Linked DNA regions of Homo sapiens: regions 2 and 3 are each linked to region 1. A link is a contact called in ENCODE Hi-C or POLR2A ChIA-PET data. All regions are on one chromosome and are shown on one strand. Each heading gives the region's core, a stretch centred on a gene start or an enhancer-like site at or near the end of the contact. The rest is flanking DNA. Distances are from core to core; before and after follow the strand shown.

What was found. Hi-C counts contacts between places; a loop is a spot of excess contacts on that map. ChIA-PET counts read pairs that join two places held with the same protein, here RNA polymerase II (POLR2A). Pooled maps may share reads with other maps.
Region 2: a pooled map shows a loop between it and region 1 (7-fold over the local background). The contact joins two enhancer-like sites. A Hi-C loop is called at or near these places in 1 of 168 maps with a recorded cell type or tissue (A673), 2 of 37 single-sample maps with no recorded cell type and 10 of 50 pooled maps.
Region 3: a map of naive thymus-derived CD4-positive, alpha-beta T cell shows a loop between it and region 1 (9-fold over the local background). The contact joins two enhancer-like sites. A Hi-C loop is called at or near these places in 1 of 168 maps with a recorded cell type or tissue (naive thymus-derived CD4-positive, alpha-beta T cell), 10 of 37 single-sample maps with no recorded cell type and 10 of 50 pooled maps. POLR2A ChIA-PET finds 5 or more read pairs at or near these places in 1 of 52 experiments (Panc1).

What each region holds. Positions count from the first base shown.
Region 1 is chr10:61,749,731-61,752,442 of GRCh38, reverse strand. All of the region lies in intron 5 of CABCOCO1 (ciliary associated calcium binding coiled-coil 1), which reads right to left. Among named protein-coding and RNA genes, the nearest start is that of CABCOCO1, 88 kb to the right of the region's middle. Within about 2 kb of position 1,263, at least 10 of the 41 ENCODE cell types and tissues checked have a DNase peak (open chromatin) inside an H3K27ac peak, as active enhancers do; they include Panc1, where a contact is called at or near this core.
Region 2 is chr10:62,182,139-62,184,838 of GRCh38, reverse strand. It overlaps a transcript of RTKN2 not described here. Among named protein-coding and RNA genes, the nearest start is that of LINC02621, 76 kb to the left of the region's middle. Within about 2 kb of position 1,303, at least 5 of the 41 ENCODE cell types and tissues checked have a DNase peak (open chromatin) inside an H3K27ac peak, as active enhancers do.
Region 3 is chr10:61,282,856-61,285,720 of GRCh38, reverse strand. No RefSeq gene overlaps it. Among named protein-coding and RNA genes, the nearest start is that of TMEM26-AS1, 170 kb to the left of the region's middle. Within about 2 kb of position 1,325, at least 3 of the 41 ENCODE cell types and tissues checked have a DNase peak (open chromatin) inside an H3K27ac peak, as active enhancers do; they include Panc1, where a contact is called at or near this core.

The DNA.
Region 1 (2,712 bases), core at 14-2,513:
GGAAACATGTTGTTACAGTTATAAATATTTCCCTCTCTGCTTAGCTCTCCCTAGCCCCTACCCTTTTTTTTTTTTCCTTTTTTATAAAAAAGTCTCACTTAGTGATTCTTTAACCGTATTAGGCACTTTTCTCTGGTCAGCAGGCAGGATTTTCTTGCTTTGGAGGAAACTACTGCCAATTAGTCATATGTGCTTGGCATTCTAGAAACAGGACACTTTCAGTGAGCACCCAAGCCCTTCCTCCTAGGCAAGGCAGCCTTTTATTCCATATATGGCAGATGTCATTATTTCAATGACCTAAAGAAGCATGTCTTCCCTTATACAGAATGGGTCTAGGTACTCTAAGTTTCCCTGGCTTTTCTTGAAATCTGAAATCTTAGAAATTAACTACAAAACTGATTTTGTGGACAACGGTGTACATAGCAATACATGTTCTCAAAAGAGACCTTTCACCTACAGTCTGCGAATCATACTAGTTTAGTTAAAAATAAACAAACTGAAATAGCAGCAGCTCTGAAAAATCTAGGTGGTATCTTGATTCCAGATTTGAATGTTCTAAAAATGTAGATTTTTTTCCCCTTAAATGTGTAGTCAGAGTTCTGGATTGGCTCTGCTGCTCAGTTGAGAGTAGGTCTGAGATGTGGTTTCTTTGTTTGTAAAATTAGGGAGTTGGACTAGGTCGTCTCTAGTCCAGCTACAGATGTTGTATCTTATGTTACTAAATTTCAAGTGGCTTTTTCTCTATTTATACAAAACTCAAAGTTGCTTGCCTGTGTAGATCCCCAGATTCAGTATTTTTCAGTCACGATGTAGAAGAATATTTGGAGTACACATTTAGTGCTTACTGGAATCATTGACAGGCTGAAGCTTGTCCATTTATTTTTCCTTAATTACCTTCCCCAAACCTGCTCCTCCTCCAATTCCTTTATCGTTTGGTGGCATCACCAGCTTCTCAGTTACTGGACTCAAAGCCTTGCAGCTGTCTTCAGTTATTCCCTCTCCCTTGTCCCTAACATTAAGTCAGCCATAAAACTCATTGGGGGCACCTGCTGATGCCTGTCCCACCTGTGCCCTTCTATTTTTTGAAGGATTCAACTCCATGTTCTTGCCTTCACAGATCTCGAGCTCCAGCTGTACTAGACCACTCACTCTTTCCCTGCTTGCCCAGTGCTTGCAGCAGAGTGGGTGCTCCATAATTGTTATATGAAAAAAAAAAAAAAAAAAAAAAAGAGCAAGGCAAAGCAAAGCAGAGCGAAGCAAAGCAAGGGGTGGAGGAAGCTGTGGTCTCAGCCCTGTATTGCCTGTGCTGCTCCCTCTGCTGGGGGAGCTTTTCCCTGCATCCTGCCAGGCCATCTCATCCACCTGGACTTTCCACCCAGCTCAATCAACTCTGTGAAGTTTCTCGTCATCGCCCTTGTGCTCGCAGAGTATCTTGCTTATTCAACTTCATAGTATTTGTCACATTGGCCTTGAGTGACAGCCAGGTAGAGTGATTTCTCGCCATTGTGTGGAAACAACTCGAGGACGTGGGGCACGTCATATTCATCTTAAGGACCCCTAGCTCAGGCCTTTATACACGGGGGGCATTCATTGGATGTTGAGTATTTCATCAGAGTATCTATCCATTCATCTAAAAATCTTCAGGGCTGCCTAGTTTGTTAGACCAGCTACAAGTCAGTTTAAATATTTTTCTTGAAAAACGGTAACACTTGGAGAAGCAAACCTAGTCATTGTATTGTTGCATCAGTGCAACTATCTGTATTTCATATCAATGGAGCCCTAGAGTATTTGTTTGATTAGCAGAATGCCAAACAACCAGACAGATTCTCACTGATTTGACTTCATTGATAGTTACTATTAGTTTTTGGAGACACAGTCTTGCTCTGTTGCCCAGGCTGGAGTCCAGTGGCACGATCTCGGCTCACTGCAAACTCCGCCTCCCAGGTTCAAGCAATTCTCCTGCCTCAGCCTCCCAAGTAGCTGGGATTACAGGTACCCGCCACCACGCTAGGCTAATTTTTGTATTTTTAGTAGAGACAGTGCTTCACCATGTTGGCCAGGCTGGTCTTGAACTCCTGACCTCAGGTGATCCACCTGCCTCGGCCTCCAAAGTGCTGGGATGACAGGCATGAGCCACTGCACCCCTGGCCCAGTAGTTATTTTTAACTGACTTATCATTAAACTGTTTTTTAGACACAGTGTAGTTTAAAGCCATAAAGAGTTCCTCAGAGATACCATACCCCTCACCTAGCTCCTAATGAAAGTAACATCATGAAGCAAATTTCTAGGAGGGCTGATAAGTTGCCTGACTCTAGGGGCCATGATTCACATTGCTTTCCGTGAGCCTCCTCTGGTCCCCCACTCACAATACAATGTGAAAGGTACCCACTGGAGTTGTTCAATGGGGAGGCCCTAAGGTCAGTGCTGGCCACCATTTGGGAATATAAACTGTGATGATGAAAAAAAAAAAAAGCAGCTCTCATTTATTGAGAACTTACTCTGTGTTTGGCATTGGGCTAGTTAGAAAGCACGTTATAAATAGTAGGTCCTTCAAATCATACTGCATTGGGAGGAAAGGTTTTATTGACTTCATGTTTTGAGAAAGAGCCAAAAGCTTAAAGAGGTTAAATAACTCAGCCAATGCCCCACAACTAGAAAATGGAGAATTCTATCAGAAATAGAACCCGGATCTATCTGACTCTGAAACCCACG
Region 2 (2,700 bases), core at 54-2,553, 430 kb before region 1:
TAGTTCTTATTTGAGATCTTGGTTAAGAAATTATAAAATATAAATAGAATATTAGCGACTTGGGTTATTTGGTTGTTGAGAAAGGGTTCTCTAGAGAAAATATAATTTCATAACTGCAGTACTTATTCAATTAGACTAGGAAGGCTCCTCAGAGGTAATCTACTTCAACCTCTTTCTGTAGGCGGAAGCCATGCTCCCAACCAATCATATTCATGAATATCCAGCCTCTGTTTGACATTATTCTTTAAGGTTGTTTGCTTTTAGAATTTTCAGCCCATTTCTTGTAAGTTCCAGTTCTAAGAAAGGCTTTTTTACATATTAAGACAACTCATTTTTCCTGAAACTTGCAATCTTTTCCACTGACTGCCTTTTGTGATTCTGATTGGTGGTGACTTTCTGGTTTTCTCTTTACCTCTGTGGGTGACTAAAGGTGATTTTTTTTGTTTTTCAGAATAATAGTAATCAACTACATAATCTCCAGAAACTGCCAGCAACTTCCAAATTCCTCTTCACATAGCTTCTCAAATACTTCATTAGAACCAGTGTGAAAAATTTAAAATACAATGTGACATTTCTCTAGTAGAATGTAAGCTTCATGAGGGAAAAGACAACGCGTCTCCTTCCTGTATTCCTAGCACCCAGTACGGCACCTGACACATAATAGTGACCTTAGAAGAATATTTAAGAGTCATTGAGTAAACATTTTGTAGAGCTGTCCATGTTTATTTTCCATTCAGTGTTTACCAGGTGTCTGCTATTTGGACAGTCACTTCATTGTTCATTAGTACATGACTTTGGTAAATATATCTCCTGTGAAGAGAAATATTATAACTACTATGGCATTCAACACTGGTATTTCAGTTACTCAACTAATCCACCCACTGATGGAGTGAACCTTGAATTAAATGCTTTGAAGAATAAAGTGAATCTTGATAAAAATCAAAGGCTGAAGAAATCTTGTTTGACAGAAGGCATGAACAAAAATGCTAAAATTAATACTGTTTGTGGAGAAACACTCATTCCACCGCAGACTAAATGGAGTTCATGAGTATCAAAATGCCTATGTGATCAAAAGGCAGAAACAGCTTCTTTTTACTAGGTCTGTTAATATTCCAGGACTCATAATATTGTGCCTACATGAGCACCTGTGTTTGTGGTAACTCAAAGTATTTGAACACCTTATCTCATCCAACCTCAAATTTCCTGTGAGGTATTTAAGCACCGAGAGCTCTTGGTACTGTTTTCAAGATGAAGCAGATGAATTAGAGAGGCTGTTCACACACCAAATTTCACAGAAGCCTATGGAGGAAATGACGGGGAGACTTACCAGTTAACACCCAGTTGCAGAAATCAATGTCAGAGCTTGAAAGGACCTTATAAACCCCTGATCCAATGTGGACTTTCCTAGTAAGACTTCTGTTTGCAGTGACTTGGTTCATTTCACCAACCACAAGAATTTTAAGTAATTTTTAATCATAAAAGTAACATAGAACATAGTAATACATATATACGTACATACATGATACAGAAAGGTATCAAAAAACAAAAACATATATTACTTCCTCCTCTAACATTCCAGTGCCAGTTTCCAAAGATTCCTATTACCCAGAGGTAACCACTGTTAATAATTTTTAATGTATATTTCCAAAAATTTTTTATGCATTTAGAAATGTGTGCATGTGGGTGATGGGTGCACCAAAATCTCAGAAATCACCACTAAAGAACTTACTCATGTAACCAAACACCATGTGGTCCCCCAAAAACCTATTGAAATAAATAAATAATAACATAATAAAGACTTAATAAAAAGTAAAATAAAAATGTGTACATGTATACATACACGCAATGACAGTTGGTCCTCAAATAACATCATTCCATTCAGTGTCATTTCATTATACTGTTGATTGGAAAAAAATTGATTTCTGCCCGGGGCCCCTGTCTGTGTGGAGTTCCCATGTTCTCCCCATGTCTGTGTGGGTTTTCTCTGGGTATTCTGGTTTCCTCCCACATCCCAAAGATGTGCATGTCAGGTGAATTGGTGTGTCTACATTGTCCCAGCCTGTGTGGGTGTGTGTGTGAGGTGCCCCCTGCTAGGGTATGGCGTCCTGGCCAGGGTGGCTTCCGCTTTGCACCCTGAGCTGCTGGGGTGGACTCTGGCCACCCTCAACCCTCATCTGGAATAATTGGGTAATAATTATCTTGTTTTTATTAATCTTTCTTAAAAGTATATATAGTTCGCATTTATTTCAGTGTTTAATATTAGAAGTGTTTTACTCTTTAGAAGTTTGGTGATGTTTTTGTGACCAGAAATATGCCATAGGAACTTAGCTCTTGTTTATATCAATTAGCCTGCAGTAATTTGGTTCCATTGTGTGTTTCCTTAAAGCTGAAGTTTCCAAGTACCTACTGATGACGTTAAGTGAGGACTTAACTTGTGTGTTGCAGCTCCTATTAAATTGCTGCACTTGGAAGCATAGTAGTCATTTCAAACTTTAAAAAGATCTTCTGCTATTCTGTTCCAATTCTGACCTTCTCACAGTTTTATTCATCTAGTAAACACCAACTCGATCCTTCCAGTTGCTCAGGTCAAAACCTTTAAGTCATCTTTGGTTCCTCTCTATCCAAAACACCATCTATCTAATTCACCAGCAAATCTTATTGAGTATATGTTAAAAATATCTCCAGAATCCAACCACTTAT
Region 3 (2,865 bases), core at 76-2,575, 470 kb after region 1:
CTGAGATAGCAAATGTTTATTATTTATTGTTTTCAGCCACTAAGTCTCATGCAGCAATAAATAACGAATATGAATGGTAACCAAATGACTGGCTGGAGAACTAGAACCTTTTCAAGCCTGCCTCCTTCAATTCATTCAACAAATACTTATTGAGATATTACATGCCAGGCATTAGATGTGGTTCCTGCCCTCAAACTGCTGATCTTCTGATGGGGCATGATGTGGTGGGAAAAATTTTTTTTAAAAATTAAAAATCAAAATTCCTTTTAAACTTCTGGAAAATGATTAGAAAGAGCAGAGATATGGAGCCAGCCAGAAGGGCTCCAATTGCAGTCTCCAGATATGGGTTTTTGGGCTAACAACTCCTTTGAGCTTCAGTTTCTTCATCTGCACAGATGAAAACTACTTCTGAAAAGTTTGTAGAATTAAATAAAATAATGTATTAAAAATACCTGGCATGATACCTGGCATATATTAGTGGCTCAACAAATGCCGATTCTATGAGTATTACTCTTCATCTTTTTAATGTAGGGAATAATCATTAGATTGTGCAGCGTTGTTGAGTGTGCATAAAGAGATAAGCACAGGGCATGATCCATTTTAGATGCAACCAGAGTATTTATTTCTGTTAGTTTCTGTGGACCCTATAAATTATGTTATGACCATAGGAGATGAAAATAATTTTATGAAGAACTTTTGAGGTTCTAATTTTTGTTTAAAATGGACACTTTACTTCTTAAACTGAGGATCTGGTTATTGTTTGTAAAAGATCTTACTATAAGCCAGTAGAAAGAATGGAAAACATGAGTAGGATGGGACATCTGGAATCAAACTTTAGATCACCATATGCAACAAAGTAGAGTGAAAATGGGATTGGAGATCAGAAATTCTGAATTCTTCCTTTGCCTCTGAGTGTCCACTGATGTCCATCACCAAAGGGAGGTGTCAAATAGTTCAGTTCCTTAGGATTATACAACTTGATGAAGGGTTATCATCACAATTATTATTTATAAAACCCATTTCTACTACAACATAACACCATGAAGGATTAGCATTTCTCATAAATTTTCAAGAATTTGACCAACTTGCATCAGTTGCATTAATCTAATATTTATTAAAATTTCTAAAGTAATATCTGAAATTGGAAAGACACATACACAAGCCCAATATCTCCCAAAAAGTGAAAAATCAGTGCTAGACTACATTGGATTTTATTTCTTGAGGAACTAAACATGACCACTAGATGGCACTGGAGTCTGATTTCATCTTTCTATTTCCAGAACAGTCCGTGGGAAAACAACGGTAAGGCTATCATAAATTTTCTGAGTCAGTTACTTGCTTATCTGATGTGGTACAAGATAAAAAACATTTTTGTATTATTTTTGAAGTTCCTAGTAATCCCGTCAATAAATAAACATAATGCCTACTCTTAATCGGAAGCCAACCGATCTCACAAGTGAGTTTCATCATCCTTTGAAGAGCTTCCTGTAAGTAAATTTAAGTTTCTACAAATGAAATAAATTATAATTTACAACCAAAAAGAAAGAAAGAAAGAAAGAGACATGATGTGCCTTTGCCAAAGCGCTGACTCCTGCTGTTAATTTCCTCTAGCAATTCAAATTTCAGTTATGAAACATCTAGGACGGTACCCAGAAATTCATTCAACAAATATTTATTGAGACTTCTAGGATTACAAGGCCCACATAGACACTGAGAGGCAGTGGACACCTGCATGGAGTTTATTTTCTAGGGGAAGAATCAGACAATAAGCAAATGAATAGATACAATAGTTTTATATGCTATGAAGAAAATCAGTGGGTAATGTGATAAAGATAAATAGGGGCAAGCTGAGGCACCTTTGATAAGGTATGCAGAAATCTTCTCTGAAAAGGTGTTAAGGTGGAACTAAAATGACAAGGTAGAGTCATTCATAGAAGGAAGTTTAGCCTGGTCAAGGAACCAAGAGGCAATGAATAGGAATTTGGAGAGGCAGGCAGGCCAGAACATGGAGTGACTTAGAGTTTGTATTCATCTTATTGTACAAGCCACTGAAAGGTTTTAAGCAAGCAAGTTGCACAATCTGATTACATTTTTAAAACATCATTCTGGCTGCTAGTGGGGAATGGATTGTGTGACACAGGGTAACACTAGCAAGTGCTTAATAAATGAATGAATGAATGAATAAATGATGGTGCCTACTATGTGCCTAGTACCAACAAGGTGCTTTTGATTCGCTGAAATTCACTTTACACATTATCACACTGATAGAGTTAGACACTCTTTAGGCAGGTTCTCAAATTTGAGGGTCCATCAGAATCACCTGCAGCACCTGTTAAAACACAGATGACTGGACCACATCTGTTATCATGTTCCCCTCCACCATCACTTCCTCCCGCCACAGCTTCTGATTCAGGAGATCTGGGGTGGGGCCAAGAATCTGCATTACTAACAAGTTTCCAGATGATGCTGATGTTACCAATGTGAGGACCACACTTGGAGAACCACTGCTGTAAGAGGCTGGGCATAAAATGCCAGCAGCTGTTAAAACAAGCAAAAATAGAGAGAACTTATTTTAGTTCTGTTACAGTTCAGCCTTCTGGGTGTTAGAGACCACATTCATTCCTTTCTTGTATTACTAAAGTGGGAAATATCGTTCATTTCCTGACCAAGGATGATGTCCCTTTCTCCCTTACTAACAGAGTTCGAGTGTTGTTCAAGATTATTATTGTGTCCAAGTTCACAGTTGAATCAGGATTCACTTGAACCAAATGTACCAATTGGTACCAAAGCTACCAATTGACTTGGTAGCTTTGCCAGATTAGATACTCACTATCTCAGCCTTTCTTGCATGGTCATGGGACAGAG